Regions from separate parts of the Homo sapiens genome. Here region 2 is linked to region 1. The links are chromatin contacts, found by Hi-C in ENCODE. All regions are on one chromosome and are shown on one strand. Each heading gives the region's core, a stretch centred on a gene start or an enhancer-like site at or near the end of the contact. The rest is flanking DNA. Distances are from core to core; before and after follow the strand shown. Region 1 holds the start of TOGARAM1 (TOG array regulator of axonemal microtubules 1). Region 2 holds the start of POLE2 (DNA polymerase epsilon 2, accessory subunit).

The links. Hi-C counts contacts between places; a loop is a spot of excess contacts on that map. Pooled maps may share reads with other maps.
Region 2: a loop to region 1 is called in a pooled map, with 7 times the contacts of the local background. The contact joins the promoter of POLE2 here to the promoter of TOGARAM1 in region 1. A Hi-C loop is called at or near these places in 9 of 50 pooled maps.

What each region holds. Positions count from the first base shown.
Region 1 is chr14:44,960,940-44,965,585 of GRCh38, reverse strand. It overlaps TOGARAM1 (TOG array regulator of axonemal microtubules 1), which reads right to left and starts at 3,396. Exons shown (of 20, transcript NM_001308120.2): 1 at 1,119-3,396. The coding sequence starts at 3,164. KLHL28 (kelch like family member 28) reads left to right here and starts at 3,639. Exons shown (of 5, transcript NM_017658.5): 1 at 3,639-3,740. RefSeq lists enhancers at 2,939-3,453, 3,103-3,912, 3,454-3,968, 4,483-4,572.
Region 2 is chr14:49,686,091-49,690,736 of GRCh38, reverse strand. POLE2 (DNA polymerase epsilon 2, accessory subunit) reads left to right here and starts at 2,523. Exons shown (of 19, transcript NM_002692.4): 1 at 2,523-2,601. The coding sequence starts at 2,534. RefSeq lists a silencer at 2,411-2,460 and enhancers at 1,765-2,524, 2,525-3,286.

The sequences.
Region 1 (4,646 bases), core at 2,147-4,646:
ACTTAATATATATGTATCTCCTATGTAATATTTTCCTAAAAATATTTATTTTGAATCTAATCAAGTAAACATATAAATGTAAAACTTGGGACATTCTACAAAACTACCCCAAACTCTTTTTATAAAAGGCCAATGCCATGAAAAAACAAAGAAACAAACAAGTAGGATATTATTCTAGATAAAATTACAAGGGACATTAACCACATGAACCCTGACTAGATCCTGGATGATAAAAGTAAAACAAGAAATATAAAACACTTTTGGAGACAATTTGGGAAATTTAAATACAGGCTGTCTGTTACATATTATTGAATTACTACTGATAGTCTTAGGTGCAATAATGATTTATGGTTATAAAAGAAGAATGTCATTCTTAGGAGATATATGCCGAGATATTTAGGAGTGAAATCTCAAGATATCCACAATTTACTTTCAAATGGTTCAGCAAATATGGAGGAAATATGTCAAGATGTTACAACTGGTAAATATAGATGAAGTATATGGGTATTCATTGTACTCTTACCTATAGATTTGGAATTTTTTAAATAAAAGCTTTGGGGGGAAAATCTCAGTTCAAATGTTGTATCTTCTGTGGAGGCTTTTTCTTTTTCCTTTTTTTTTTTTTTTTTTTTTTACTTTTCTAGTGGAATTAGTTTTTCTGTCTTCAGTATTCCTGCAGGACTCTTTATATTTCTACTTTAGCACTTAACGAATTTGTTAACTGCTAATTCCCAGGTCTGACCTTTTTCCTATACTGTGTGAAACTGGCCTCATCTTCATTCCCAGAATTTAGCTCTTTATCTGGCACGTACTAGGTATTCAATGTTTGTTGTATGAATGAGATAAACTGACATGCTACAGTAACTAAAACTGAATCTTGGTATTGTCTATATCACATGTGTCTCAAATTTAATTAAATCTATCAAGCAGGAAGCCTATTAAATGGTCCTTTGTGATCTGTACCATTATAATGAGTACCAACATTCAGATGGATTTAAAATCAATTTAAAACAAAGCATAACATGTTTCCCTCAAGCAGGCTGACCCTTAAGTCATCACGGGCATATTTTCATTTAAATTCTTCACACTTTCGACTCAAGAAAATTAGAGAAGCATACCTGCTCTATATCCTTGGAAGTGGAGGTCTGGTTTTCTCCCATGATTCCAGGTTGCTCATTTTCCCATGGTAATTTATTTTTTCCTTTTCCTGCACTTAATACCCTTCGGGTACAGATAGTTGGGCTGTAAGATCCATAAATGTGCATGCTATCCCTCACGTGGTCACCACAGTGACAGTGTGCACTCTGAGTTCTGTTACCAGCCAAAAGCCAGTCCGTATCTGCTCCATGTGCCAAATGGTTTGACCTACCCCCGGCAGAAGATGGCATCAGTACTGCATATTCCACAAATCCCTGCTCTGTGAGCCTTGGTAAGGTTTTCCTAGCCAATCTGGCCTGCACAGCATTCATCACTCCATCTCCATTATCTTGCAGTTCAACTGTATCCACAGCTTTAAAAAGGATGCTGGTTTTACCTGAGCCCATTGATGATGCCAATACGGCAAAAGCTTCTAAAGCTGCTTGGCGTACCCTGCGTTTGCTATCTACAAGAGCTGGGGCAAGATCAAAGGACAGTTTGGGCAAGTCAAAATCCTCACTAGGATAGGTCAGCAGGGAGCAGATGCAAATGTTCACCACCTCCTCTCTCACTCTGGAATGCTTATGTTTGAGATGTTCCAGGAGTAAACAAAGCACCTGCTGAGGTCCTACTTCCTTCATTAGCTTGAGGAAGATTTTCATGTATTCTTGTTTGATCACCAACTTGTTGTCCGCCAGCACTTTGACAGAAGCTGCTATAACTGGTCCCAAGAACTGCTGTACCTGCTCTCCAAGGCGAATAACCAGTAAATGCAGGACTTCAAGTGTGCCATGCACCACTTTGAAGTTAGAATCGTCTAACAAATTATATAGCAAACTAATGAAGCCAACAAGACTAGAATGAGGAGTAGAACTAGGGTTAAATTTTCCCAGCACCTGCTTTAGTTCTTCGACGGCCTGGGTCCGGTTCTTATAGTCTTCCTGATCCAATAATCGTGAATGCAGCTCCTGAGGAATAATCCCAAATTTAAGATTGCTGTTGGAAAGAGTCACTGCACAGGGAAGGGGATCTTCAGGAAATCCAGAGGCTTCAAGTTCCAAATAATAAGGAACCTGACTTCCAAACTGGGACTCCAGGCGGCGATTGTAGTGTCTCCTCAGGGCAGAGGGCAGACGAGAAATGTAAGATTGAAACCTGTCTTGGCCAAGTCGCTCCCCAATTTGTTGAAGTGCGGAGAAAGCTGTCTCAGATTCTTCTTCTGTCTCCTGATCACCAAGCTTTCGGGCTAGGGATATTATCACCTCGGTGAGATCCAGACCAAGCAACAAGTCCTCAGTAGTAAGCAAGATGGGAAGCAGTAGTGCTGTGGAAGCTCTAAGTCGGGCATCGGTACTTTCCAGTCCTTGTTGTATAAGCGTTCTCAGCACCTCTCCAGGACTACGTTTCAGACATATATGAAGGATCTGCAGCGCATCTTTCCGCAGGGCTGGATTCTCTTCCCGTAACGAGACAACTAGTTGAGGCAAAAGTGCTAAGCTAAAGGCCTCTTCAAGCTGGCCTGCCTCCCCCTGACCCCGGAGAACGTCCGAGAGAAGTTGCAAGCAGAGCCGCTTCTCATCACTACCTCCTTCCACAAGCACTCGGCCCAGTGCCCGATACAAAGCTTCCTTGCGTCGGGGGAAGCCAAGTCGACCGCCCCGCCGCGGCAAAGCAGCTTGCAAAGCCTGGAAGGCCTCAGAAGGATCCCGGGCAGTGCGGAGGAGTTGAAGGAGCCGAGTGTCCTCTTCATCTCCCCCTGACAAACCGCCTCCAGACTCAGACCAGCTGCTTGAGACTGCCTCCGAGGGCATCAAGAGGGCCGAGGCCAGAGGCGAAGTTGTAGTGGGGCAGGAACCGTGGTCCCCCGCAGCTCCACGGAAGTAGTAGTTTTTCTCTCCTCTCATAATGCCCCCAACTCGACTATCATCGGTCTCTGGGGCGGAAGGACGACTGCGGCTCTGGAGCCGATAGGTAGAGAGGACTGGAAAGGGCGGCAGCAGAAGCAGCGCGGAGGGGGCAGCCGCCATGCAGGGTTGTCAGGTGGTGGTGGTTGGAAGAAACCATTGCCGTCTCCAAAGGGCTCGATGGAGCCCAGACTTCCAGATCCTCTCCAAGCCCCAAGCTGCAGAAGAGGCAAAAGAACAGCTTCAGCCTGCCGCCAGGCCGCCCCCAACTCCGGGAGGCAGCCTCTGGCAAAATGGCCCCCGTCTGAGCCCTAGACCCCACAGCTGCCACCGGGCGTAACCAAGGGCACCACGTGACCAAACCGATTGCTTCCATGGTGATGTACCCAGCGCGGACCTCTTGACCCGGAAATCCACTTGCCGTGATGAATGCTGGGTTATGTAGTCCACGTCAGGTGTTGAGACTAGGCCAAAGTCTCCTGGAAGAGGAAGTCAGAACGTTGTAAACGCAGCTACAGCGGAGAAGGGAGGAGGGGTGAAGCCATTTGACGGATGTGACGCTTTCCTTGCTCTGGGCGGAAGTTGCCCGCCCCACCCGTAAGAGTTAGGGTTTGACCGGAGCTAGTGAGGATCCAGCCCAGGCTCCAGTTGTCCGCGGTTCCTCCTCCTGTCGCTGCCCGTGTGATTACTGAGACTCAGGTATTTTCCTTTTGCTGTCCTCCAGCGGTGCAGGCTTTGGCAGTGTTTTGCCCGAATGCCACTGGTGCTAGAGTAAGAGGCAAAGGACTGAGCGGAGCAGGTGGAAAGAGAGGCGACATCTTCTTGTGCAGGGCTCGTCACCCTTGTAAACGCGTTACTCTCTACCACCCTGAGTAACTGCGATCCTTTCCTCTTGCCATCTGCTTATCAGGACAGAAGATCTGGACCACGGCCAAGCTCACAAATCGGGTATTTTTTTTCAATTCCTGGTCTTTGGGGCCTTTATTCGCCTCCCCCTTCTCCTTTTGTCGACTTCTCTTAACCCTCCGGCCGCAGAGGGTTAATTTTTTTTTGTTTTTGTTTGTTTGTTTTTGGCAACGTTTCCTTACCCTCATCACTTTGCGTTTTCTTTACAACGTACATAATATGGAAATAGGTCTGTTTTTTTCCCCCTGTAGCTAACCGCCTCTCCCTTAGACGTTATCAAAATCTTTCCTTCTAATGCAGTTCCTCTGTGGGACTCTCCCCTAACCTCCGCCCCCTCCGTCTGCCGCCCTAGCCTCCCTGCAGGATCCTCAAGCGTCTCTGCAGCCTTTCAGTCTCCTAGAGACAGAGATTGCGAAGACAATTTCACTTGCGGTGGAAGTTCTTGGCATCATGGTTCTAAGAGAATTCTGCCTTGTGGATTTAGGAATGATAGTAGACATTTATTTATTTTAGGCGAACTGAGAATTTTGTGTGCATTTTCTCCTCATAAGTGATACTTAAACGGACACAGTGGAAGAGCTGGAGTGTCTAGTGTGAGCCTGAATGCTTTGGAGTGTGGAAGAGATATTTTTTTTTTTTGAAGGAATAATACTATTACTTTTGAATGACTCGTGCGAAAAGTCTAAGTTATCATTTGAA
Region 2 (4,646 bases), core at 1,274-3,773, 4.7 Mb before region 1:
TGTTTGTTGGTATGTGTGTGTCTGTCTTTTTCATTTTGTTGAATTATTTGAGAGTGGGAGTGCCTTATGGAGAAAATACATGTGATAAATAAGCTTCCTTCAGCTATGAGTTATAGGGCTCTTGGCCCTGAGTTCAGTGTTAACGAATCACAATGTAAAGATGTCTTTACATAAAAACACACATAAAACAAGGTTATAGGCCGGGCGCGGTGGCTCACGCCTGTAATCCCAGCACTTTGGGAGGCCGAGACGGGGGGATCACGAGGTCAGGAGATCGAGACCATCCTGGCTAACACGGTGAAACCCCGTCTCTACTAAAAATACAAAAATTAGCCGGGCATGGTGGCGCGCGCCTGTAGTCCCAGCTACACGGGAGGCTGAGGCAGGAGAATGGCGTGAACCCGGGAGGCGGAGCTTGCAGTGAGTCGAGATCGCGCCACTGCACTCCAGCCTGGGCGACAGAGCGAAACTCCGTCTCAAAAAAAAAAAAAAAAAAAAAACAAAACAAGGTTATATGTTGATCAGTTGATGAAAACATTGTCACCAGAGGCTCACAGGAACCTAATTCTGTACTTCCCCTAGTAGGAATGGTTTAGTATTCAATAATTATTTGTTGGTGGCTACTTATAAAATCTAACTATCACAGGTACAGTAATGAGAATTAACTATATGTCTTTCTATTCGTATTTCCTATCCTTTCTTACATAAAAATTAAAAATTTCTTTGTACTTTTTGTCTTTGAAAAATATTTCACTAAATAAAGAGAACTGTGTTCAAAAATCACTTGTGATGTTATGTTACCAATTTAATATACAATTAGGTGTATTAGTTTTAGTATGCATTCAATTTTAAGCTCACCTTTTTATTTTCTATTTTTTGAATATGTAAAACATGCACATGGATTAAAAGTCTCACTGTAAAGAAAGTTTTCACTTTCATCCCTATCCCCTCACCCCTTTGTAGTTAACCATTTTTGTGGTCTCTGATTTAACCTTCCAGAGTTGTTTTGTTGTTGTTGTTGCTGTTGTTTTGAGACAGAGTCTCACTCTTGTTGCCTAGGCTGGAGTGTAATGGCCCCATCTCGGCTCACCGCAACCTCTGTCTCCCGGGTTCAGACAATTCTCCTGCCTCAGCCTCCCGAGTAGCTGGGATTACAGGCATGCGCCACCATGCCTGGCTAATTTTTTTGTATTTTTGTAGAGACGGGGTTTCTCCATGTTGGTCAGGCTGGTCTCGAACTCCTGACCTCAGATGATCCGCCCACCTCGGCCTCCCAAAGTGCTGGGATTACAGGCGTGAACCACTGCGCCCGGCTTTTTTTGTTTTTGAGACAGAGCCTTGCTTTGTTGCCCAGGCTGGAGTGGTGGCACGATCTCGGCTCACTGCACCCTCCGCCTCCGAGGCTCAAGAGATTCTCCTGCCTCAACCTCCCCAGGAGCTGGGATTACAGGCGCGCGCCACCACGCCTGGCTAATTTTTTTTTTTTTTTTTTTTTTTTGGTAGAGACGGGGTTTCACCATGTTGGCCCGGCTGTTCTCGAACTCTTGGCCTCAAGTGATCTGCCAGCATCGGCCTCCCAAAGTTCTGGGATTACAGATGTGAGCCACCGCGCCCGGGCCCAGAGGTTTTTAAAATGCAAAAACAAATACATATACTTTTGTTTCCCTTCCTTCATTAAACTTCGCTTTTTTTTAAAAAAGAAAAAAACCCGTATACGTTGGAGGTCACTTTATATTGGTACTGTGAAATCATCCTCCTGTTTTATAAGCCGCGTGTTTACTTATAAGCACTCCACGGGTTAGTCAACTCATTGGAGCAAGCGTTTTGAAGTGTGGCAGATTGACAGTCCACCTGAAATCAGAATAACTGAGTTCAAATCCTGACTACACCATTTAACTCGTCGTTTCATCTTGAGCAAGTCCTTTACCATTTTTGTGTCTCAGTTTTCTCATCTGTAAAATGAGGCTGTTGTGGAAAAGACAGTAGACAGCTCACTGGGCTGTCATGAGCAACACATGAATTCACACATTTAAAGTGCTTATGACAGTGCATGGCGCATACGAAGCCCTCAAGTTAAATAAAAATCGGGGTAGGTGGGAGCGATGGAGATTTATAACAGCTTCCGGTAAATGTCGAGGCACAGTATTTCCAGAGCTTGTGCGAAGTAGGGAACCCAACAGCTCTCATGGCCTCGAAAGAAGGGGGATCCTGTGTCCGGGAAGCTCGGCCGCAGTCCTGCAATGTCTAGGGCAGCGGTGAGAGCGCTGTGGCTGGCTCAACGCAGCCCGACACCAGGGAAGACGCTCTGGCCCTCAGTTTCCCGGCAGCAAAGGAGCGCGAGGTGGTCTCCACTTTCAGCCTACTCGGTCCGGGGTTGCGAACTGTAAGGTCTGAGTTGCTGCGGCGCAGGCAGCGGAGACCAAGCAGGGATCTTAACAGGGTTTAGCGCCACGCGGGCCAGGGCCGAGGCCGGAGCTGGGAGGGGCGCGCCCGGGAAGGGGCGGAGCTGCGGCGGTGGCGCCAAATCGCAAATATGGCGCCGGAGCGGCTGCGGAGCCGGGCGCTCTCCGCCTTCAAGTTGCGGGGCTTGCTGCTCCGTGGGTGAGTGGGCTCGGGCAGCTTGAAGGGCGAGAGGGAAGAGCTGGGGCCCGTCTGCCTGGTGCGGCAGCGGGACGCACCGCGGCGGCTCCCCGCGCGCCGAGAGGGGGCTTGACCTTAAATTTCAGAGTTCTAAGAAGCGGTCGGGCGCGGTGGCTCACGCTTGTAATCCCAGCACTTTGGGAGGTCGAGGCGGGCGGATCACGAGGTCAGGAGATCGAGACCATCCTGGCCAACATGGTGAAGCCCCGTCTCTACTAAAAATACAAAAATTAGCTGGGCGTGGTGGCGCGCGCTTGTAGTCCCAGTTAGTTGGGAGGCTGAGGCAGGAGAATCGCTTGAACCCGGGAGGAGGAGGTTGCGGTGAGCCGATATCGTGCCACTCTACTCCATCCTGGCGACAGAGAGAGACTCCATTAAAAAAAAGTTCTAAGAAGCGAGGTGGATCTTGAGGCTGCCGTGCCTTCTTTGGTTTCCCCGACCCATGCGAGGAGTTTAATGTTTCTTCTAGGCGGGCCGAGGCTCTTCTGCACATGTCAAACTGAGCCCGAGAAGCTGCAACCTATCTATGGCAGCCGGTTATCAACATTGTGACCTGGACAGCTCTCAGGCTCCCGGGAAGGTTGCTGAGACATAAGATGAGAGACCCGAGAAAGCCCACTTGCACGTCTGCAGTTGCCAATTTATGTGAAAGTCAGGTTTCCTGGGCATATCCGTGTTTTTGAGGACCTATAGAACATATGAACCTTCCCAAGATTTCTCTCATTAAATCTGCTCCGTGTTTTAGAGTTCTATATGTACGTGTGTGTGTGTGTGTGTGTGTGTGTGTGTGTGTGTGGTGTGTGTGTATATATATATATGTATTTTTTTTTTTTTGAGTCATGGTCTCACTCTCGCCCAAGCTGGAGGGCAGTGATGCGAACTTGACTTACTGCAGCCTCAACCTCCTGGGCTGAAGTAGCTGGGACTGCAGGCATGGGCCACCATACCTGGCTGATTTTTTGTTGTTGTATGTTTTTTAGAGACGGGGTCTGGCTATGTTGCCCAGGCTGGTCTTGAACTCCTGGGCTCAAGTAGTCCTCGCGCCGTGGCCTCCCAGAATGCTGGAATTACAGGCGTGAACCACTGCGCCTGACCTAGAACACAATATTTTATACATATTGAAATACCTGCTGGATTGGATATACCTCTCTGTATCAGTTTTTATTGCTTTTGTGTGTGTAGATTTTTGGTTGGTTTTGTGAGTTTTATGGGACTTTTAACTGTGCTTTGGGAGATGCCTTGGGAGAAAATAATGAATTTTGTTCAATTGGTCCTTGACATTTTGAAAGCATGAGGAACTGATGAATTAACTTTCTTTTCGCTTAGAATTTGACCTAATATTAAGCTTTTGTTCATTAATTATTTCAGTCATAAGTATACTTAAATCTGTTAGCTGCAAAGCACCGTGCTGGGGTAAGGGGGTGCAATAGAGAGCAAGAGCTTTGTAGGGGGCAGATAATGTATTCTATTGCTGCGTGACAAATTACCCCACAATTTAAAGGCTAAAACAGTACACATTATCTCAAATTTTCTGTGGGTTAGGAATTCAGGTGTGGCTTAGTTGGGTCCTCAACTTCAGGGTCTTTTCACAAGGTTGCAGTCAAGATGGATCATCTCAAATGTTGTCCAGACAGCATTCGCTTCAAGCTCATTCAGTTGTTGGCAGGATTCAGTTCCTGATTGCCTGGCAGGCTGTTGGCTGGAGGCTATCCTCAGTCCCTTGCCATGTGTGCCCCCAACATGGCTTCATCAAGAGAGAGAGTCTTCTAGTAACTCTGAGGCAACCTAATCAAGGAGGTGACATCTTGTTATTTTTAAATTTTTTTTACTTTTAAATTTTACTTTCAAAATTATAATACAGTAAGTTATTCTATCCCTTTTGCTATATTCTATTTTTAGAAACAAGTTACTAGGTCCAGCCCACACTTAAGGGCAGGGGATTACATAGGTGTAACTACCAGGAGTAATGGATTATTAGGGGCCATCTTAGAAGTCTGTCTACCATG